Linked DNA regions of Homo sapiens: regions 1 and 3 are each linked to region 2. The links are chromatin loops, found by intact Hi-C in ENCODE. Cell type or tissue: Caco-2. All regions are shown on one strand.

Region 1 (8,000 bases), 74 kb before region 2:
AAAAAAATCAAAAAATTAGGCCAGGTGCAGTGGCTCATGCCTGTGATCCCAGCACATTGGTGGGCTGCAGAGGCAGGCAGATCAGCTGAGGTCAGGAGTTCGAGATCAGCCTAGCCAACATGGTGAAACCCCATCTCTCCTAAAAATACAAAAGTTGGCCAGGTGTGGTGGCGGGTGCCTGTAATTCCAGCTACTTGGGAGGCTGAGGCTGGAGAATCACTTGAGCCCAGGAGGCAGAAGTTGCAGTAAGCCAAGACCGCGCCGTTGCACTCCAGCCTGGGCAACAAGAGTGAAACTCCGTCTCGAAAGAAAAAAAGAAAAAAAATTATCTGGGCGTGATGTTGCATGCCTGTGGTTCCAGGTAGCTGGCAGGCTGAGGTGGGAGGATCACTTTAAGCCCTGGAGGTCATGGCTGCAGTAAGCTGTGATTGTACCATCAAACTCCAGCAAGGATGACAGATCGAGGCTCTGTCTCTAAAAATAAAAAATAATACAGAGACCTCATCTACCCTCTACCCAGTTTTCTCAAAGGCAACTTCTTACAGAACTTTAGTACATGCTGGGTGCGGTGGCTCATGCCTGTAATCCCAGCCCTTTGGGAGGCCGAGGTGGGCGGATCACGAGGTCAGGAGTTCAAGACTAGCCTGACCAATATGGTGAAACCCCATCTCTACTAAAAATACAAAAATTAGCTGAGTGTGGTGGCGTGTGCCTGTAGTCCCAGCTATTCGAGAGGCTGAAGCAGGGGAATCGCTTCAACCGGGGAGGCGGAGGGAGGTTGCAGTGAGCCAAGATCGTGCTATTGCCTAGACAACAGACTCTGTCTCAAAACAAAAAAAGAACTTTAGTACAATATCACAGTCAAGATATTGACATTGATACAGTAAAGATACAGAACTTTTTTTGTTTTACAATATTTTCATTACATTCAATTTCTTAAAATTTTTTTAAAATTTTGTGGCTGGGCGCGGTGGCTCATGCCTGCAATCCCAGCACTTTGGGAGGCCGAGGCGGGTGGATCACAAGGTCAGGAGATCGAGACCATCCTAGCTAACACGGTGAAACCCTGTCTCTATTAAAAATACAAAAAATTAGCCGGGCGTGGTGGCGGGCGCCTGTAGTCCCAGCTACGCGGGAGGCTGAGCCAGGAGAATGGCGTGAACCTGGGAGACGGAGCTTGCAATAAGCCGAGATCGCACCACTGCACTCCAGCCTGGACGACAGAGCGAGACTCCGTCTTAAAAAAAAAAAAAAAAAAAATTTGTGTAGGTGTGGGGTCTTGATGTCCTGCCCAAGCTGATCTCAAACTTCTGGCCTCAAGCAATCCTCCCACCTTGGCCTCCCAAAGCACTGGGATTATAGTTGTGAGCCACCGTGCCTAACCCAGAACATTTTTATTACTACGAAAGATCCCTCATATTGCCCTCTTATAGCCATACCCACTTCCACTCCTGCTCCTGCCCCTTATTTAACCCTTGGTTACGACTAATCTCTTTTTAATTTCTATAATTTTGTCTTTCAAAAATGTTATATAAATGGAATCATACAGCATGTAACCTTTTGGGATTGATTTTTTTCATTCAGTATAATTCTTGGAAAATTCATTTAAGTTTGCTGAGTAAATCAATTGTTGTTCCTTTTTATTGGTGAGTATTATTCCATGGTATGATTGTACCTCAGTTTAATCATTCACCTTTTGTAGGACATCTAGCTTTATTCCATTCCAGTTTGGGGCTGTTACAAATAAAGCTGCTAGAAATATTCACAGGTATTTATGTGCACATAAATCTTTGTCTCTCAGGATGAACGTCCAACAGTGCTGCATAGTAGGGGAGTTACATGTCTAATATTTTAAGAAACTGCCAAGGCCAGGCGTGGTGGCTCACGTCTGTAATCCCAGCACTTAGGGCGGCCGAGGCGAGCGGATCACGAGGTCAGGAGTTCAAGACCAGCCTGGCCAACATAGTGAAACCCTGTCTATACTAAAAATACAAAAAATTAGCCAGGCATGGTGGCGTGCACCTGTAGTCCCAGCTACTCTGGAGGCTGAGGCAGGAGAATCGTTTGAACCCAGGAGGCAGAGGTTGTGGTGAGCCGAAATCGTGCCACTGCCCCCCAGCCTGGGCGACAGAGCGAGACTCCGTCTCAAAAAAAAAAAAAAACAGAAGAAAAGAAACTGCCAAACTCTTTTAACAGAGTGACTATACCATTTTACATTCCCACCAGTGATGTATGAGTGATCCAGTTTCTTTACCACAATATTTCTTATTTTCTTTTTTAAAAAAATTTATTTTTTCATCACATACTTGTTTTGATATTTGTGTGTGTTGTAGGTTTTTATTTTATTTTTTATTTTATTTTATTTTATTTTTTTGCCAGGCTGGAGTGCAATGGCATGACCTCGGCTCACTGCAACCTCCGCCTCCTGGGTTCAAGCAGTTCTCCTGCCTCAGCCTCCCGAGTAGCTAGGACTACAGATGTGTACCACCACGTCCAGCTAATTTTTGTATTTTTAGTAGAGACGGGGTTTCACCATGTTGGCCAGGATAGTCTCTTGACCTCGTGATCCACCGACCCCGGCCTCCCAAAGTGCTGGGATTACAGGCATCCCAGCACCTGGCCTGTTATAGGCACTTTTTACTTTACTCATTCTAATAGGGAAGTAAGATGTGTAGTGCTATCTCATTGTGATTTTTATTTGCATTTCTCTAATGAACTTCTTTTCATGTGGTATAGCTTTTTGTTTTGTTTTGGTGTGTTGTCATTGTTGCCGTTGTTCTGAGACAGTCTTGCTGTGTTGCCCAGGCTGGAGTGCAATGGAAGGAACTCAGCTCACTGCAACCTCCGCCTCCCAGGTGCAAGCGACTCTCATGCCTCAGCCTCCTGAGTAGCTGAGATTACAGGCATGTGCCACCACACCCGGCTAATTTTTGTATTTTTGGTAGAGATGGGGTGTCACCATGTTGGTCAGGCCGGTCTCAAACTCCTGAGCTCAAGTGATCTGCCCGCCTCAGCCTCCCACAGTGCTGAGATCATAGGCGTGAGCCACCGCATCTGTCCTTTACCAGTAATTTTGTAGTCTGTAAACTGCTCTGTACCTTACTTTGTTCCCATATCAGCACAAACCTTTGTTTCACTCTTTCTCATGGGTGCCTAGAGTTGCATTTTGTGGATATGATCTAATTTATCTAACATTGCTTTTTATTGAGCTGTTTATAATGTTTTCAGCTTTTGCTGTTACAAATAATGCTGCAGTGAATATGGTTATACACATTTAAAGGGAATCCTTAATGAAGAAGACATTTGAAACAGTTTTTCAAACTTGATTTAAGTTTTACAAGTTTACTTGAATGAATACTAATCTTTTTTTTTTTTTTTTTTTGAGATAGATTTTTGCCCTTGTTCCCCAGGCTGGAGTGCAATGGTGTGTCTTGGCTCACTGCAACATCCGCCTCCTGAGTTCAAGCAGTTCTCCTGCCTCAGCCTCCCAAGTAGCTGGAATTACAGGCATACGCCACCATGCCCAGCTAATTTTTTATATTTTTAGTAGAGGTGGGGTTTCACCATGTTGGTCAGGCTAGTCTCGAACTCCTGACCGCAGGTGATCCATCCGCCTTAGCTTCCCAAAGTGCTGGCATTACAGGCATGAGCCACCCACCCAGCTTAATGAGTACTAATCTTAGGATTGCTCTATTTTTGTGTGCAATTTAAGAAGTATATTGTTTCTGCCAGGTGTGGTGGCTCACGCCTGTAATCCCAGCACTTTGGGAGGCCAAGGCAGGCAAATCGCCTGAGGTCAAGAGTTCGAGATCAGCCTGGCCACCATGGTGAAAACCTGTCTCTACTAAAAATACAAAAAAAAATTAGCTGGGCATGGTGGCACACACCTGCAGTCCCAGCTACACGGGAGGCTGAGGCAGGAGAATTGCTTGAACCCAGAAGGCAGAGGTTGCAGTGAGCCGAGATCGTGCCACTATACTCCAGCCTGGGAGACAGACTGAGACTCTGTCTCACATACACACACGCACAAAAAGTAGTATATTGTCTTACGGTGGTTAAACATCTGCAGAGTTGTGTAATTTAACTTTACCTTCTGAGAATGTCATTAAAGAGAAGTGTACATACAGGATGGGATTCCTCTCAGAGTTTTGTACCTTTCGTGGGTACAGCTGTTTGCTTTCCATATGTCATAGTAGGAGGATTGATGATTTTCAAAGAAAATAATATTACTTCCATTTTTTTTGTGTGTGAAAAGGAGCATAGGGCTTCCATAGGGAATGCCGTCATCATAAAGTGAGGCAAGGGTGGATTCTGTAGTATATATATATTTTTTTCTTCTGGAGCAGATGGGAGGGAGAAAGGAAACAGTACAAGATGGAAGGAGCCTTAGGGTAGATTTATAAAAAGGACTGCTATGCCAGACAGTAGCAATGGTAATGTGGACACAAATGGTGAAGGGGAGGAGTCGTAAAAGAATTGTGTCGTAATTTTCAAAGCCATAAAGCTCACAATGCAGTTGGGTGTGTTAAAGGGCAATTCTGTGGCAGGAGCCAGCTGTCTTCTATCTAAGGAGCCTGAGCACTGTGTTTTAAGATTGTGAAATTCTTTGAGATTTCATCTATTTCTGACCTGAACTCTTTTAGATTATTGAAAATGTGACTAGTATATAGTTTAGCTTTTATGGACTATCATATTTGACCCCTTGTGTTCAATAATACCCAAGACACCAATGCAAAGCCCCATTTTCTGTTTCCAGCATAACTAATATGCAGTAAATTATCATGACTTTTCCAATGGCCACTTTTTATGATACGGGTTTATAGCCCCTTGAGTATTTTCGGTTTTTTTCATTTGTACATAAATTAAGGTAAGTCCAAAAAATTTCATTCTAACCAATTTACCAAGTATATTTTTAGAAGGCAGATAATAATTAAAGAAGTTGTGAGATTGTATATTAAATCAAGGTAGTTTTCAGAAAAATATTCTCACAATTGAAATTAAAATGTGGCCCCAAATTAGGAAAACGTCTCAGAAATCAACTAACTAGTTTAACTGTTAAGGTTTGGATGAACTTAGAGATACTAATATAATGGATCAAGAAAGTTATATAGTCATCCTTTGGTATCCTTGAGGGATTGGTTCTAGGGCCCCCAACAGATACCACAATCCTCAGATATAAAATTCCTTACATAAAATGGTGTAGTAATTGCAGATAACCTGTGCACATCCTCTCATATACTTTACTTATTTTTATTTTATTTTATTTATTTTTTTGAGACATAGTTTTGCTCTTGTCACCCGGGCTGGAGTGCAGTGGCTCAATCTTGGCTCACTGCAACCTCCGCCTCCTGGGTTCAAGTGATTCTCCTGCTTCTGCCTTCCAAGTAGCTGGGATTACAGGCGTGTGCCACAATGCCTGGCTAATTTTTGTATTATTAGTAGAGACGGGGTTTCACCATGTTGGCCAGGCTGGTATTGAACTCCTGGCCTCAAGCGATCCGCCCATCTTGGCCTCCCAAAGTGCTGGGATTACAGGCATGAGCCACTGCATCCAGCCTTCTCTCATATACTTTAAGTCATCTTTAGAGTACTTATAATACCTAGTGCACTATATATGCTATATAAACAGTTGTCATACTGTATTGGTTTTTAATTTTTAAAAAATTATTGTAGTTTTTTTTATTATTATATTTTAGAATATTTTCTATTTATAGTTGGTTGAATCTACAGATTTGGAACCTGTGGATTCCAAGCACCAACTGTACACATAATGACACTTTTAGAAATTTGCTTCAGTTTCTGAACCACTCAATGCTGTATGAAGCCATAAGTTTTATTCAATTAAGGATTGAATAAACATTCTGTGCCCTGGAATTAAATAAATGCTATGACTTTGAAATTTTAAGGTGATTGTGTTCCTAGATGTTTACCAAAGAGAAACAGAAACTTGTCCATAAAAGAATTTTATAGCAGCTTTACTCCTGGTAGACAAAACCTAGACATAGCCCAGGTATTCATCAGTAGAAGAATGGATAACTAAGTTGTATTACACTTGTATTTTGGAATACTAGTCAGCTATAAGGAAGAACCAGTGAGGTCGGGCACAGTGGCTCATGCCTGTAATCCCGACGCTTTGGGAGGTCCAGGCAGGCAAATTGCTTGAGTCCAGGAATTTGAGACGAGTGTGGGCAACATGGTGAAACCCTGTCTGTACAAAAAATTGGCCAGGCATGGTGCTGCACACCTGTAGCTCCAGCTGCTCGGGAGGCTGAGGTGGGAGGATCACCTGAGCCCTGTAGGTTTGAGGCTGCAGTGAGCTGAGGTTGCACCAATGCACTCCAACCTGGGTGACAAAGTGAGACCCTGTCTCAAACCAAAACCAATTACTAATGCACAAGTTAACATGGATGAATCTCAAAACATTTTCCTGTTTTTTCTTTTCCTTCGCATAAGGTATCTACTGTGTGATTCCATTTATACCATTTATATGACAAACAAAACTTTATGAATAGACAAAACTAATTTATGTTGCTAGAAATCAGAACAGTGGTTGCGGGAATTGACTGGAAAGAAATATAAACGCATCAATTTAAGCAGCAGACCCCAGCCTTTTTGGCACCAGGGACCAGGATCATGGTAGACTATTTTTCTGTGGACAGGGTTGCAGGGGAGGTGGTTTCAGGATGATTCAAAAACATTACATTTATTGTGCACTGTATTTCTATTATTATTACATTGTAATATATAATGAAATAGTTATACAACTCACCATAATGTAGAATCAGTGGGAGCCCTGAGCTTGTTTTCCTACAACTAGATGGTCCCATGTGGGGGTGATGGGAGACAGTGACAGATCATCAGGCATTAGATTCTCATACGGAGCACACAACCTAAATTCCTTGCAGGCGCAGTTCACGATAAGATATGCACTCCTGCCGGGTGCAGTGGCTCTCGCCTGTAATCCCAGCACTTTGGGAGGCCGAGGTGGGCAGATCATGAGGTCAGGAGATTGAGACCATCCTGGCTAACATGGTGAAACCCCGTCTCTACTAAAAATACAAAAAAATTAGCCAGGCGTGGTGGCAGGCGCCTGTAGTCCCAGCTACTCGGGAGGCTGAGGCAGGAGAATGGTGTGTACCCAGGAGGCGGAGCTTGCAGTGAGCCAAGATTGCACCACTGCACTCCAGCCTGGGCGACAGAGCGAGACTCCGTCTCAAAAAAAAAAAAAAAAAAAAAGATATGCACTCCTATGAGAATCTAATGCTGCTGCTGATCTGACAGGAGGCAGAGCTCAGGCAGTAATGCAAGTCATGGGAGCAGCTGTAAATATAGATGAATATAGCTGTAAATATAGGTGTGGTGGCAGGCACCTGTAATCCCAGCTACACGGGGGGCTGAGGCAGGAGAATCACTTGAACCCGGGAGGCGGAGGTTGTGGTGAGCCGAGATTGTGCCACTGCACTCTAGCCTGGGCGACAGAGCAAGACTCTGTCTCAAAAAAATCAATATAATAGGCTTGGCAGGTGGCTCACACCTGTAATCCCAGCACTTTGGGAGGCCAAGGCAGGTGGATCACCTGAGGTCAAGAGTTCGAGATCAGCCTGGCCACCATGGTGAAACTCTGTCTCTACTAAAAATGCAAAAAAATTAAGCGGGTGTACTGGCGCATGCCTGTAATCCCAGCTATTAGGAGGCTGAAGCAGGAGAATCGCTTGAACCCAGGAGGTGGAGGTGGAGGTTGCAGTGAGCCCAGATGGTGCCATTGCACTCCAGCCTGGGCAACAAGAGTGAAACTCCGTCTCAATAAATAAATAAATAAATAAATAAAATAAAAATAATTTTACGTGTTTCTTTTAATGTTATTTTTTAAACGTGTCTGTTAGAAAAATTTAAATTACATTTATGGCTTCAATTATATTTCTTCCTTTTTTTTTTGTCTTTTACAAAAAAATCTGTACCACAAACTTTCACTACACCACACACAAACTTCTGGCCTCAAG
Region 2 (8,000 bases):
GACTTAAAAACTATCTGAATGCACCCTGAGGATGATGGTGAAAGGTGCAATTTTGACATCAAAACAAGTGGGTGCATCTAATATTTAATTAAAGGATCAGATGAAGAAAGCAGATGCGAAGTCGCTCAGATGGAAATGTGGCCTAACCCCCAACCCAAGGTCTGAGAGAGTGACAGAAGCTAGTGTCACCTTTGAATACAAAACATGGCTACAGATGAATTCAAGAAAGAATGAAAATGTATTGCTTATATAATTTTAGGGCTAGTTTCTTTTTTTTCTTTCTTTTTTTTTTTTTTACGAGGCGGAGTCTTGCTCTGTCACACAGGCTGGAGTTCAGTGGCAGGATCTCAGCTCACTGCAACCTCCGGCTCCCGGGTTCAAGCAATTCTCTTGCCTCAGCCTCCCGAATAGCTGGGATTACAGGCGCCTGCCACCACACACGGCTAGTTTTTTGTACCTTTAGTTTCTTTTTAGTTAATTATTAAAATACAAGATGATTTATTTTCAGGATTCTTGAAGGCATATAGACTCCCTTTCAAATGTAAATGAGTGGAGGAAAAACTGGAAGCCTGCGTCCTCCTCCTTTGCTAACAAAGGGTGTTTATTAGCTAGGATGGCAATGAAAAATTTAATACAACGTAGTTTATAGCAGTGGACTGTGTCTTTGGCTCCTCATCTGGATGTGTAGCTCTGGCTCCTCATGGATAAGCTGTATAAAGCCTTATTAGATTCAAATACTAACCGTCGCTATGCCATATTAAAAAAAATCATTATAGCTATAAGCTGTATTTCTTATATAAGTGGGGTTAAATTGGTTGACTTAAAGATTTCCCCCTTTGCTACCAGTGCTAAAAAATTGTCTTAACCAAAATTAGGAATGTGCTAATTTAACAATTTACACTACAGGCCTGCTTCCTGGCAATGTGCTGTCAATTCAAGAAAAGAAAGAAGGAAAGCTACTTCACGATGAGAAATCAAACCTCACCCCCACTTCTCGCTCTCTCTTTTCTTCCTTTTTTTTTTTTTCCTCTGAGCAATGGTCCCCAGGAAACAAACCCACAAACCGCTGTCAAGTTTGATTCCTCTTTCTGGAGTTACAGCCTTCCTGCTCCTCCGTGATGGCTCAGCTGAAGTACCACCTCTGCTACTCGTTTTCAAAATACATGTTGAGTCTTAGGACCAGGAGGACGATTGAGGTTTTTTTTCCTTGTCATCTTTCTTTTCTTTTTCTTTCTTTCTTTTTTTGGTGGTGGGTGGGGCCAAACTAAGAGGGAGACAGCAGGTCTGGGCCATCCCTCTTCTGACCCTCTGGGGCCATCTTCCTTCTGGCAATTCTCTTCCCCCATCTGTTTTCCTCTTGTTTTTGTTTTTTAAAAAAGAAGGAAAAACAATCAAAGAAAGGAAAAGAAACGAAACAAAACAAAATTACATGAAACATCTCTATGGCAAGGCCAGTATGGTAGAAAATTATGGTAAAAAATTATAGGAGTGCATTGATTCATATGAGCATTTCATGTTTCTACACAGGTCTCAAATTATGGAAGAAATACATTGTTTAGGCAAGAGATGGTGGCATGAGAAGCTTCCTCTTTAATTTTTAAATTATACAAAGTTTGCTTCTTCGTTTGGCAAAGGAGGGGCTCTGTTTTGGTCTTATTTGATCAATAATTTTTCACTCCTCACACATTTCAGAAAATGTTCACTGATGTTCATTTTGCTCCAGGTGCTAAGGAGGGAGCTCTGGGGGCAGCTGAGGGCTTAGGCATTCCCGGTGGGGCTGCCAGGCTCTTCCTCAGCCTAGGAAACGCTCCCATCTCAGGACAGCACCCTGGCCCCCAAGACGGCTTCATCCTTTTGGAGAGGTACTTCTGCAGCTTCCTAGGGCCATCAGCACATGTGTCCAGCTGGGTTGATTTAAGGGCTTTTTCCAGGGTGATTTTCCCATGGATTCCAATGAGCAAAACCAGAGGAGCTGGGGAGGTCCATGTAGTGTATTTTTAAATTTCTCCATCTTTATGATCCAGGCATAGTTATGCAGGTTGGACACCGAGGTGTTTTTTTAAATTGCTTATCGAAGTATAATTTAAACAGTGAAATCGTGCATAGATCTTAAATGGCATTTATAAGTTTTGACAAATGTACATACACGGCAATCTATTTTTATTTCACCACCCCAGAAGGTTCCTTCATGCCCTTTCCCAGTCAATACCTCCTCATCCCCAAGGGTACTTTTCCTCTCCCCATAGCTTAGTTCTCTGTTCTAGAATTTCCTGGAAATGGAATCACACAGTATGAACTCTTTTGTGTTTGGCTTCTCTCTCCCAACACGATGTTTTTGAGTCATCAGGTTGTTGCCTGTACCAGGTTAAATAGGATATCACTAACAGCGAGATAGTGTTAAGAAGGGGACAATTTTTACCCCGTTGGCCTCCAGGCCAGATACTACCTATATCCTGGTAAGTGGCCCTCCTTGCCCTTCCAAGTGAGTCTCTCTCCAGGGCCATGCAAGTTCCTCTCCCAGAACCGCTCAGGCGGCCTCGGGCACCACCCAGATGGCTGCGGGGCCATCACCAGGTCGCCTCCCCAGAACAGCTGCCCCCTGCTTCCCCCCAGCCCCATTAAAACTCAAAAGGGAACTCTGGCCCCTCTGCCGATCAGAATTCAGACTCGCTTAATTCCATGCATCCAACTGCACACCACCGTGTGATGTTTTGGTGATCAGATATGCAGAGTTCTTTAAAAAACGTAAAAAGAAAAAAAGAAAAGGTGGGTAAAAACCGAGATCTCCCGGGCAGTGGATATGTCTCGGTTGAGCCAGGGATTCAGAATGAAATCTTTTCTTTTCTTTTTTAAATAAACGGAAGAGTCGTTCTCTGCTCCTCGCTCAGAAGGTTTCAAAGGTCGTCACACTGAAGCCCGGGGGCGTTCATCTCCCCAGCGGCCGGGAGAAGGGAGGAGGTTGGAGGGCGGAGGGAGGGAGCACACAAAAGCGGGCCGTGCTGAGAGGGCTAATGTTTCCTGTTTGCCTGGAGCCCCCTCCCCTGCCTCCCCTCCCCCAGCCCCCTCCCAGCACTCGGGCGGAAGTGAGTTTGCTCCTTTGGAGATTAAAAGGATTCCGAATTCCGATCAGTCCCAATAACCGGCGTACTGAAGAGAAGAGGAGGAGGAGGAGGAGGCAGAGGCGGCAAAGCAGAGAAAGAGGGGGCGCGCGCGCGCGCACGCAACCCGAACTGGGGGAGTTGTGCAAAGCCCCAGGAGGCCGGGGCACGGCGGGAGCAAAGCTCGGTAGGCGCAGCGCGGCCGAGGCCACCCGCGTCCGGATCGGCGACTCCTTTCAGAAAGAAGATGACGCGGGCGCGAGCCGGCGGCGTTGGCCACGCGGCTCCCGAGCTCGCCGCGCGGGGCTGTTGCCGGTTCCACTGATTCCAGCGCGCCCGAGAGGAGCCTCCATCCCCGAGGCTCGGGATCGGAGGGGGGACCAAGGCGAGGGCGAAATGGCCCGATGACAAAGGAAATGTGATCCCCCTTCTCTGCCAAGGTTTCAGAGAGGACGGACGTGAGGAGGAGGAGGGGCGCAGGGCGCGCGCGGAGCTCGGATAGCATTGCACGACGGCCCGCGCGGAGCGGGTACATCTAATATCTTCCTGCCGATGAATAATTCAGGGCGGCCCGCGGGGACCTGCGGCCCCGCGCGCTAAGCCGAAGGGGAAGGAGCGTGCGTGAGGCGCCCAGGCCAGGCGAGGCGGGGGCACGAGGGCTCCGGGCCGCGTGGGGCGCGCGTGCGTGTTAAGCGCGGGCAGCCGCGGCCCGGCTGGGCAGGCGCGCGGAAGACTCGAGGCGCGTGGGACGCGCGTGCGTACTGCACGCGTGCGGCCGCGGCTGGGCCACCACGAGCTGCAGCTGCTGCGGGGCCCACCGCCCTGCAGGGGAGGCCGTGCCTGGCTGTGCGCAAGCCCCAAGCGCAGCACGCCGGGCCACCCAGGAGCCCCTGGCCGCCGCGTCATGCGGCGGGGCAGCCGACGTCGCGCGGGGAGACACCGGCTTGGCGACGCACCGCTCCCGCCTTTACTAGTTTGGGGCTCCTTCCCCTCCCAAGAACAGACTAAATCCGTTTAAAGAAAAGCAACGCACCAAATACTCGTGGAACCAAATTCTGCTCTCGCCGGGACTGGGACTGCACAGCGAACTCTCCTTTTGGGAACTCCTTTCGTCTATCGCGAAGGGAAGCCTCAGCTGCTCCAGGGAGTCTTCCGACCTCCCTGCCCCCGCTCGCCCCTCGCCTGTCGGGGCTTGTTCCGGCGTTCCCTCTTCGGAAGGCACGCGGCCCCCAAGTTATCCGGAGGAATCTGTGTCGCCGCTGGATAGTGGCATTTAATGCCTGCAGTGTCGGGGGTGGCAGCGCTCGGGCCGGACGTGGCGAGGCCAAGCGGGCAGCGCTGCTCTGGTGCCGGCTCCCGGATTGCAGGCCTAATCGATGCATTTTTCTGAGTGAGTCGGTGACTCCCCCACCCACCTCGTCCGCTCTCTCCTCCTCCTCCTCCTCTTCCTCTCTGGTCTCCTCCCTCCTCCGGGCTGGGTTGCAAATGGCTTCGTTCCCCGAGACCGATTTCCAGATCTGCTTGCTGTGCAAGGAGATGTGCGGCTCGCCGGCGCCGCTCTCCTCCAACTCGTCCGCGTCGTCGTCCTCCTCGCAGACGTCCACGTCGTCGGGGGGCGGCGGCGGGGGCCCTGGGGCGGCGGCGCGCCGCCTACACGTCCTGCCCTGCCTGCACGCCTTCTGCCGCCCCTGCCTCGAGGCGCACCGGCTGCCGGCGGCGGGCGGCGGCGCGGCGGGAGAGCCGCTCAAGCTGCGCTGCCCCGTGTGCGACCAGAAAGTAGTGCTAGCCGAGGCGGCGGGTATGGACGCGCTGCCTTCGTCCGCCTTCCTGCTTAGCAACCTGCTCGACGCGGTGGTGGCCACTGCCGACGAGCCGCCGCCCAAGAACGGGCGCGCCGGCGCTCCGGCGGGAGCGGGCGGCCACAGCAACCACCGGCACCACGCTCACCACGCGCACCCGCGCGCGTCCGCCTCCGCGCCGCCACTCCCGCAGGCGCCGCAGCCGCCCGCGCCTTCCCGCTCGGCACCCGGCGGCCCTGCCGCTTCCCCGTCGGCGCTGCTGCTCCGCCGTCCTCACGGCTGCAGCTCGTGCGATGAGGGCAACGCAGCTTCTTCGCGCTGCCTCGACTGCCAGGAGCACCTGTGCGACAACTGCGTCCGAGCGCACCAGCGCGTGCGCCTCACCAAGGACCACTACATCGAGCGCGGCCCGCCGGGTCCCGGTGCCGCAGCAGCGGCGCAGCAGCTCGGGCTCGGGCCGCCCTTTCCCGGCCCGCCCTTCTCCATCCTCTCAGTGTTTCCCGAGCGCCTCGGCTTCTGCCAGCACCACGACGACGAGGTGAGTGCGTGGGGGCGTGTGTTTGTGTCCATCGGATAACTGCGTGTGTGCTCAACAGCGTTTCCCGGCCGGTCCCACAGCGAGGGGAGGAGGCCCTCTCCGGATTTGGTTTGTATTTCCTTTGGCTACGTGGCAGTCCTTGCTACCAAAGTAGATCATGACCTGGGAAGTATGTGGAAGTGGATTCTGTGTACGTGTCGCGAGGGGCTCCGAAAAATCCCATAGCGTGGGGTCCTCCCTTTTCTGATTTTAATTTCTGTGTGGCAAAACGCGGCAATCGTCTTGAGTTAGGCGTGAGTTGGGAGGAGATAGGTGTGTGTGTTTGTGTAGACGTGGCCTGCTCCTGCTCTTGTGGGCACACCAGAGGCCTCCCAACGTGCTGAGAAGGCGCTCCTTTATTTTCAGATTTTTGTTTGGAAAACTCATAGATTGTTGCCTTTAAAATGGGGCGTGAGCCCGGAAGAGATGGTTGTGTGGGTGAGTGCGTGGAGTTTGTGTGCCTCCGTAGACCTGGTTTCCACGTGCGCACTTGTGAGGGGAAGACTGGTTTTTTTGTTGTTGGGACAGCATGGCAGTCCTTGCCTCCTTATGTTGGGTAAGAGTGGGAGCGTCTGTGGATCTTTGAGGGCCAAGGGCCCCCAGTCTTAAGCCCTTCTCTCTCTGCGGCTGCTTCCTATATTGTTTAAAATGCGTGTTCTGGCCCCTGAATTCTCCTAGCGTGAAATCGCCGTTCGTGGGCCCACGGCTGCACCCCGAGATAGAAGCGGAATAAAGGGACGACGTTACCTTCACCAGCCTGAGTCTCTTGGGCCGCGCCCGCCTGCCCCGACTCCAAGCCCTACAGGAACCGGTTTCCCTGGTTAGGAGGTATCCACCCGGCTCAACCAGGGTCTCGACTTCCTTGGAAAAGACCAAGGCAGCCGTACGCTGCTGGAACGCCGGAGTGCAAAGGCTTTTAGGGCTACATTGCAACCCTCGGGCTCGATTTCGCCCTTTGGGCTGTCGAGTAAACATTTGCTTTTCACACAGTGTGACCCCTTTCTCCTTTCCACTTTGGTATTATGCGAGTGTCGTCTTCTCCCCCGAACCCAATGAAGGCAGGCCAAAAGTCTTGAGAAGCGGGCTCTTGCCGAGGGGGTCGGTAACTTAGGCGATCTACCTGTAGACCGGTAAGAGAGGGTGTGGGTGAAAGTCTTGACTTAGAGCGTAAGCTGGAGACTGCAGAGGCTTTAAAAGCCATAGTGGGGGTCGTGGCCTGTGTGAGCTGGAGAGTGGGTACCGAGCACCGCAAAGGTGAGCCCAGCGCCGCTGCCTTTTCCACTCCTAACCTGTTATTTGGGGAGGAGGGCGGAGCTATTGCCTGATGGCCTTTAGCTGGCTTCTCCTGTTGGAAAAAAGTTGAAATTCTAATCTACTTGTTGTAGGCATCTCCTTTTAAAAGGTTTCTTCTAGGTAAGAAGCTAGGGGGCAGTTATCTTTTTTTTCCGTTTTTAAACTTTGAATGGACTCCTAGTTTTAATATACTGTGGGTTCATGTTCTTTCATCACTTTTAGAAAAATGAGTGATTGAGGTAAATACCGATCCAAATCCCAGGAACAGAAAAATGGAGCCAATTCACTTGCAGTTTGGGATCAAATGCAGGGTGAGCAGAATGGGGTTGAATCCAGGAGTTTCCCCTTCTGAGAGGTGCTTTTAGTTTAAATGTCAGTTTATATTTCCAGTTAAAGATACACCTATATTTTATTTGGGCTGAAACAGTAGATGCTCAGTGTTGGCAGACTTGTAAAAGATTTATTCACTTTTAAAATTAGAAAACCCTTCAAACTGCATTGGGGAGTGTGAATTGAGAAGTGAAGCTCTCCACTCACCCTGGGAGGTACTCGGAAGCTCTTCAAATTCACTTTTTAGCATGTGCAATGTCAGGTTGAAGTAACTAATAATCCTTAACATAAAATTTGCTCAGTTTTGAGCAAGATTCTGCTTGCTCCCTTTAGCTTTTCATTAAAAACATTTCGGAAGTTGTTTGGCCTTTTTATTCATTCCTGGATTTAGAACGCTAGAAATTTGAGATTAAAGGTGACAAACCAGTGTTCTGAGTAGAAGACTAAAGTGTTAGGAGAGACAGCACTAACAGGTAGTGAGGTTCATAAACGGTTCCACCTACAGCTTAAATAATTCCTTTTCTTTTGATCTCGTTAACAGTTTGAGAATATTGTTCCTTTAAAAAGTCATCCCTCTCTGGCTGGGAAGGAGCTTTAGGACATTTTTGGAGGATGATAGACTGACCCATATCTGGACTGCGATACACTGAATGCCTAAATCCACATATTTTAATGTGTATACTGTCTACCTCAATTTTTAAGATGAGCTCCTTAACTGAGTTGCTTCCCTTGTCCACAGGCTCCGTTAAATAATTCAGAGTAGCACCTTTTCCTTATAGTGACTCAGGCCACCTGACCTTGGGAAGGAGGCCCAAACACCCTACCCCAGCCTGCAGGGTCTCTCGCCCAGGGGGACTTTCTTCCTTAAGCATCCCCTTGTAAAATGCCTTCTTAGGATTGGCA
Region 3 (8,000 bases), 120 kb after region 2:
TTTGCTGCAGGGGTGGGCCTCTCATGGAGAACCTCTGCTAGGGCAGTGTGGAAGGGAAATGTGGGGTCAGAGTCCCCACACAGAATCCCTACTGGGGTACCACCTAGTGGAGCTGTGAGAAGAGGGCCACCAGTCCCCAGGGTCCTCAAGACCCCAGAATGGTAGATCCACTGACAGCTTGCACCATGCGCCTGGAAAAGCCACAGACACTCAATGCCAACCCAGGAAAGCAGCTGGGAGACAGTCTGTACCCCGCAGAGTCACAGGGGCGGAGCTGCTGAAGACCATGGGAACCCACATCTTGCATCAGCATGACCTGGATGTGAGACGTGGTGACAAGGGAGATCATTTTGGAGATTTAAGATTTGACTGCCCCACTGGATTTTGGACTTGCATGGGACCTGTAGCCCCTTTGTTTTGCCCAACTTCTCCCATTTGGAATGGCTGTATTTACCCAATGTCTGTACCTTGACTGTATCTAGGAAGTAACTAACCTGCTTTTGATTTTACAAGCTCATAGGTGGAAGAGACTTGCCTTGTCTCGGATGAGACTTTGGACTGTGGATTGTTGAGTTAATGCTGAAATGAGTTAAGATTTGGGGGACTATTGGGAAGGCACGATTGGTTTTGAAATGTGAGGAGATGAGATTTGGGAGGGGCCAGGGGCAGGATGATATGGTTTGGCTGTGTCCCCACCCAAATCTCATCTTGAATTCCTGTGGGAGATAATTGAATCATGGTGGCAAGTCTTTCCTGTGCTGTTCTCATGACAGTGAATAAGTGTCATGAGATCTCATGGTTTTAAAAAGAGGAGTTCCCCTGCACAAGCTCTCTCTTTTTGCCTGCTGTCATTCATGTAAGACGTGACTTGCTCCTCCTTGCCTTCAGCCATAATTGTTAGGCTTCCCCAGCCATGTGGAACTGTAAGTCCAATTAAACCTCTTTCTTTTGTAAATTGCTCTATCTTAGGTATGTCTTTATCAGCAGTGTGAAAACGGATTAATATAGGTCCCATTTATTTATTTTTGGTTTTGTCACATTTGCTTTTGGGGTGTTAGTCATGAATTCTTTGCCTAGGCCAATGTCCAGAAAAGTTTTCCAATGTTATATTCCAGAATTTTTATGGTTTCAGGTCTTAGATTTAAGTCTTTATACATCTTGAGTTGATTTTTGTATAGGGCGAGAGATGGAGATCCAGTTTCACTCTTTTTTTTTTTTTTTTTTTGAGATGGAGTCTCACTCTGTTGCCCAGGCTGGAGTGCAGTGGCACGATCTCAGCTCACTGCAACCTCCACCCTCCAAGTTCAAGCGATTTTCCTGCCTCAGCGTCCCAAATAACTGAGATTACAAGCACCTGCCACTGGGCCCAGCTGATTTTTTGTATTTTTTTAGTAGAGCTGGGATTTCACCATCTTGGCCAGGCTGGTCTTGAACTCCTGACCTCACGATCCACCCACCTCAGCCTCCCAAAGTGCTAGGATTACAGGTGTGAGCCACTGCGCCTGGCCTCCAGTTTCAGTCTTTTATATGTGGCTTGTCAGTTTTCCCAGCACCATTATTTATTTATTTATTTATTTATTTATTTATTTATTTATTTTAGAGATGGAGTCTTGCTCTGTCACCCAGGCTAGAGTGCAGTGGCGCGATCTCGGTTCACTGCAACCTCTGCCTCCCGGGTTCAAGCAATTCTCCTGCCTCAGCCTCCCAAGTAGCTGGGATTACAGGTGCCCACCACCATACCTGGCTAAGTTTTGTGTTTTTAGTAGAGATGGGGTTTCACCATGTTGGCTAGGCTGGTCTCAAACTCCTGACCTTGTGATCTGCCCACCTCGGCCTGTAATCAAAGTGCTGGGGTTACAGGCATGACTCACCATGCCTGGCCTTCCAGCACCATTTATTGAATAGGGTATCCTTTCTCCAATTTATGTTTTTGTATGGTTTGTTGAAGATCAATTGGCTGTAAGTATTTGGTTTTATTTCTGGGTTCTCTATTCTGTTCCATTGGTCTAAGTGCCTATTTTTATACTAGTCCCAGTAGTACTGGTACTACAGTACTGTAGTCTACAGTCTTGTAGTATAATTTGAAGTCCAGTAATGTGATGCCTCCACATTTGTTCTTTTTGCTTAGGATTGCTTTGGCTATGCAGGCTCTTCTTTGGTTTCATGCGAACTTTAGGGTTGTTTTTCTAGTTCTGTGAGAAATGATGATGATATTTTGTTAGGAATAGCATAAAATCTGTAGTTTGCTTTGGGTAGTATGGTCATTTTCACAATATTACCTTCCCATCCATGAACATGGCATATGTTTCCATTTTTTTGTGTGTCATCTATGATTTCTTTCAGCATGTTTTGTAGTTTTCCTTGTAGAGATCTTTCACCTCCCTTGATTAAGTACACTCCTAGGGTATTGTTTTTGGGTTTTTTTTTTTTTTTTTTTTCAGTTGTTATAAAAGGGATTGAATTCTTGATTTGATTCTCAGTTTGGTCATCGTTGGCATACAGTAGTGCTACTGATTTGTGTACATTAATTTTGTAAACTGAGACTTTATTGAATTTATTAGATCTAGGAGCCTTTTGCATAAGTCTTTAGGGTTTTCGAGGTATACAGTCCTATCATCATCAAGCAATCCTCCCACCTCAGCCTCCCAAAGCAATCCTCACATTTCGGCCTCCCAAAGTGTTGGGATTACAGGCGTGAGCCACTGCCCCTAGCTTATTTTTAATTTGTAAATTTTTTTCTCAAATATTTTCCATTCTTTCTTGGTTGAATTTGAGGATGCAGAACCTGCAGCTGTGATGTCCTGACTGCGCTGAAATATGATGGTTGTCTCAAGAAAAAGTTATTGGGGCCTGGTGCAGTGGCTCACACCTGTAATCTCACCACTTTGGGAGGACAAAGTGGGAGGATTGCTTGAGGCCAGGAGTTTAAGACCAGCCTGGGCAACTTAGTGAGACCCTATCTCTACCAAAAATAAAAGAAATTAGCTGTGCATGGTGGCATGTGCCTGTAGTCCCAGCTACTTGGGAGTCAAAGGTCGGGGAATTGCTTGAGCCTGGGAGGTCAAGGCTGCAATAAGCCATGAAAGAAAGCACCACTGCACTCCAGCCTGGGTGACAGAGCAAGACTCTGAAAAAAAAAAAGAAAGAAAGAAAAGAAAGGAAGGAAGGAAGAAAGGAAGAAAGGGAGAAAGAAAAAGTTCTTGGATAGGCTGGGCACGGTGGCTCACGTCTGTAATCCCAGCACTTTGGGAGGCCGAGGCAGGCGGATCACGAGGTCAAGAGTTCGAGACCAGCCTGACCAACATAGTGAAACCCTGTCTCTGCTAAAAATACAAAAATTAGCTGGGCGTAGTGGCGCGTGCCTGTAATCCCAGCTACTTGGGAGGCTGGGGCAGGAGAATCGCTTGAACCTGGGAGGTGGAGGTTGGTTGCAGTGAGCCAAGATCGCACCACTGCATTCCAGCCTGGGTGACAGAGCGAGACTCTTGTCTCAAAAAAAAAAAAAGAAAAAAGAAAAGAAAAAGTTCTTGGATAATTTAAGTTGTGAGCTGAAGTAGCATTTATTTTGTGGAATTCTTTTATATAGTTAAAAATATTTTCTGAAATGAAATGTTGTCTGTGAGTTTTAAAGGCAAAATTGTAAATTTATCATGAAATCAATTTTCTAAATACTGGTCAATATAAATTGGAAAATGCTGCTGTACCTGCTGCCATCTGCTGGCAGGTTTCATTTCCCTAAAACAGCAATTTTCAAAGTGTGGTCTATGGATCCTGGGGGGAATGGGGGGAAAGAGGTCCCTGAGATCCCTTCCTGAGTATCCATGATATCAAAACTGTATTCCTAATAATACTATAACTTTATCTTTTTCACTCTGTTGATATTTGCTCTGATGGCGGGCAAAACCACTGAGGATCTTTGGACAAATCAAGGCACAACCACCAAACTGAACTTAAAAATGTACTTTCTTCACTGCTGTGCACTCCCAGAACCAGTTTCACTTAATAATGTCCTTGCAGGGCCAGGTGCGGTGGCTCACACCTATAATACCAGAACTTCGGGAGGCCGAGGCGGGAGAATCACTTGAGACCAGGAGTTCAAGACCATCCTGGTCAACCTAGCAAGACCCCATCTCTATAAAAAATAAATTCAAAAAAAAATTAGCTGGGTGTGGTGGCACGCACCTGTAGTCCTTAGCTATTTGGCAGGTTGAGGCAGGAGGATCTTTTGAGCCCAGGAGTTCAAGGTTACAGTGAGCTATGATTGTGCCACTGCACTTCAGCCTGGGTGACAGAGCAAGACTTTGTCTGTAATAATAATAATGATAATAGGCCGGGAGCGGTGGCTCACGCCTGTAATCCCAGCACTTTGGGAGGCCGAGGCGGGTGGATCACGAGGTCTGAAGATCAAGACCATCCTGGCTAACACGGTGAAACCCCTCTCTACTAAAAAATACAAAGCATTAGACGGGCGTGGTGGCGGGCGCCTGTAGTCCCAGCTACTCGGGAGGCTGAGGCAGGAGAACGGCGTGAACCCAGCAGGCGGAGCTTGCAGTGAGCCAAGATCGCGCCACTGCACTCCAGCGACAGAGCAAGACTCCATCTCAAAAAAATACATATATATAATAATAATGATAATAATCTCTTTGATAAAGTAGGAAAAAGTAATTTTTTTATCTCTACCCTTGAATTCACATGGAACTCCATTTTGCTTGAAAAAATGACAAACCATATATGATTCTTCTTTTTTTTTTTTTTTGATATAGGGTCTGGCTCTGTCACCCAGGCTGGAGTACAGTGGTGGGATCTTGGCTTACTGCAGCCTCTGCCTCCAGGGCTCAAGTGATCCTCCTTCTTCAGCCTCCTGAGTAGCTGGGACTACAGGCATGCACCACGACGCCTGGCTAATTTTTGTATTTTTTGTAGAGATGGAGTTTTCCCATGTTGTCCAGGCTGGCCTTGAACTCCTGGGCTCAAGCAATCCACCTGCCTTGGCCTCTCAAAATGTTGGGATTACAGGCATGAGCCACTGCACCGGGCCCCTTTATGATTCTTTAAACAAGGTGTTTGGTAGATATTTTATTGAAAATAAATAAAATAAGCTTGTGATTTCAAGTGAAACAACTGATAATGTTTGTCGCCACTGGTAAAATTTGAGCTTTCAAGCAAAAATTATACTTTAAGAAAATTTGTATTTGTTATCATGAATATGACCACTTGCCAGGAAGAATTTTCTGATGAGATCAGTGTGACATTACTGAATCCCATACGGTAGGCAGAATAATGGCCCCCAAGGGTGTCCATGTTCTAATCCCCAGAACCAGTGAATGTGTTTCTCTACATTCCAAAGGAACCTGGGTTAGGTGTAATAACAAGGGTCCTTGTAAAAAGAAGGCATGAGTTAAGAGAGGAGAGAAGATGCTACATTGCTGGCTTTAAAGACGGAGGAAGAGGCCATGAACCAAGGAATGTAGGTGGCCACTGGAAGCTGGAAAAGACAAGGAAACAGATTCTTCCCTAGAACCTCTAGAAGGAACCAGCCCTACTAACACCCAGAGAAACTGATTTCTGATTTCTGCCTGCCAGACTGTAAGATGGTAAATTAACGTTCTTTAAGCCACTGAATTTTGTAGTGGTTGTTTGTTACAACAGTAACAAAAAACTCTTACAGTGAGGTTTTGATATTGCATAATGAAATGTGAAAAATTTCACATTTTTCTTAAATCTCACAATTCAACTTGACTGAACCTTAACCAAATTGATCCCACTTCTCAATTATATGCAAGTAGGATCATTTACCAGCACTCAGTAATTAATGACATATCTCTTTTCCTTTTTTTAATAAAACCAGGAGACCCAAAGAAATACATCTTGGAATTTTTAACAATGTGTTCATGTCTCATACAGGAAATGAGCCTGGATCCTAAAACGATGGTAGATGATGGGTTTTATAATTGAGACAAACTGTTGTGCCATGGATATATTTTATTACACGAACTGATTACATCTGCTTGTTGTGTGTTGTAAATATTGTTCACATAAGTGATTTTGGTTCTCAAAGGTATGTGTATACTTAGGCACACACATAGAAACACACTGTGGTTTGATGAGATGTTCCTGTTATCATTTTTGTGATATTTTGTTATATAAAGTTATAAATATTTTCAGAGAAAGAAAAAGTTATTTTGTTTAAGTATCATTAATATTACATGAAAAAAATACGTATTTTTTGAGACGAAGTCTTGCTCTGTTGCCCAGGCTGGGGTGCAATGGCACGATCTCGGCTCAATGCAACCTCTGCCTCCTGGGTTCAAGTGATTCTCCTGCCTTAGCCTCCTGAGTAGCTGGGATTACAGTCATGTGCCACCATGCCCGGCTAATTTTTTTATTTTTAGTGGAGATGAGGTTTTACCATGTTGGCCAGGCTGGTCTCCAACTCCTGACCTCAGGTGATCCACCCACCTTGGCCACCCAAAGTGCTGGGATTACAGGCGTGAGCCACTGCACCTGGCCTTTGAAAATATTTTGAATCAAAATAAATTAAGTTTCAGCCAGGCACATGGCTCATTACTGTAATTCCAGAACTTTGGGAGGCCAAGACAGGAGGATTAGTTGAGCCCAGGAAGTTTGAGTTTGCAATGAGCTGTGATTGCACCACTGTACTCCAGCCTGGGTGACACAGATACTGTCTCTCTAAAAAAGCTTTTTAAAAACTAAATTTCACATTAAGTATCACTTATCTTGGAATGTTCTTTGGAATGTCCAAATGTCCAAATGCAGTGAGAGAACCACAGTGACAATGTTCAGCCATTCATATTTCATTTCCCTCTCCACACTGACATCTGGCACTTAGGAAGGCTTAGTACATCCCAGCCCTTAACCCTGTGGTGCTAATATTTACGCAGGGTCAGTGGCTGAGTGTTGATGTGGGAGTGTCCAGGAAATGACAGGGGCTAAAGGAGGCTGGGGGAGAGGGATGAGGGGAGGAAAAGGATATCTACTCCCAAGGGATGGGAGAGACAGTATTTGACACCCGAGGACTCTGAGGAAGGAGTAATCCTAAGGGGCTGGCCCTGGGTTTCTTCTACTGTTTCTAAACAGGCTCACTTTTCTTTGTTGAAAGCCTGGGTTTTGCAGTTTATGGCCCCACTATTTGGCTCAACATGGTGCTATTATTTTTTTCTTTTTTTTCTTTTTTGAGACAGGGTCTCACTCTGTCACACAGGCTGGAGTGCAGCGGCACGATCTCGGCTCACTGCAACCTCCACCTCCCGAGTCCAAGCGATTCTTATACCTCAGCCTCCCTAGTAGCTAGGACTACAGGCATGCCACCACGCCCGGCTAATTTTTTGTATTTTTAATAGAGATGGAGTTTCACCATGTTGGCCAGGCTGGTCTCATACTCCTGACCTCAAATGATCTGGCCGCCTCGGCCTCCCAAAGTGCTGGGATTACAGGCATGAGCCACCACACCGAGCCAGTGCTATTATTTTCTGACAGTTTTTCCTTCTCTTTTTACGCTAGACCAAAAAAAACATGGCAGCAACAGATCATGGTGCGCCTCCGCAGTCTCTGCCAGTTGCCACAGCCACCTCCTGCCTCCACAGGTCCCACCCAAGGATTCTCAGAGGTGCAGGAATGAGATTTCTTTCCAGCTCCCTTCCTGGTGGTGGCTCCTCATGTCACACAGAAATAGTTACCACCACGCTGTGGGAACTATTTCTCTATAGTAAAATTCCCTGTGATATTTTCTTTTCCCTATTATCCTTTCGTAGACAACATGGCAGTATTAAAATTGTTTATATTCTTCAAATATATGCACCTGTGTTTATATATGTTGTGTTTCCAATCGTGTTTAACAGAGAAGGGATGGATTCTTAGGTCAGGAGGGAGAAAGAATCTCATCCAGGGCTGACTGAAAAGTAGGAGGAAACTGGTTATTCCAGAGACAGGATTTGATAGTTTGTATACAGGTAGGTGGGTAGGTGGTTGTTGGTGCAGAG

What was found. Peaks named below come from ENCODE experiments on the same cell type or tissue, not always from the same donor. Only the 100,000 strongest peaks of a DNase experiment are listed, where the experiment ranks them.
Region 1: a loop joins it to region 2, with 3 times the contacts of the local background. A loop is called at or near these places in 2 of 110 quality-filtered maps.
Region 3: a loop joins it to region 2, with 3 times the contacts of the local background. A loop is called at or near these places in 2 of 110 quality-filtered maps.

What each region holds. Positions count from the first base shown.
Region 1 is chr3:32,739,622-32,747,621 of GRCh38, forward strand. All of the region lies in intron 13 of CNOT10 (CCR4-NOT transcription complex subunit 10), which reads left to right. Among named protein-coding and RNA genes, the nearest start is that of CNOT10-AS1, 6.2 kb to the left of the region's middle. In Caco-2, no CTCF peak of the experiment used is centred here; a DNase peak (open chromatin) is centred at 4,520.
Region 2 is chr3:32,813,498-32,821,497 of GRCh38, forward strand. It overlaps TRIM71 (tripartite motif containing 71), which reads left to right and starts at 4,500. Exons shown (of 4, transcript NM_001039111.3): 1 at 4,500-5,435. The coding sequence starts at 4,584. RefSeq lists an enhancer at 4,960-5,541. In Caco-2, no CTCF peak of the experiment used is centred here; DNase peaks (open chromatin) are centred at 3,004, 3,564, 4,644, 6,294 and 3 weaker places; H3K4me3 peaks cover 5,869 bases.
Region 3 is chr3:32,930,622-32,938,621 of GRCh38, forward strand. No RefSeq gene overlaps it. Among named protein-coding and RNA genes, the nearest start is that of CCR4, 17 kb to the right of the region's middle. RefSeq lists a silencer at 6,171-6,368. In Caco-2, a CTCF peak has its summit at 3,723 (motif pointing left); no DNase peak of the experiment used is centred here.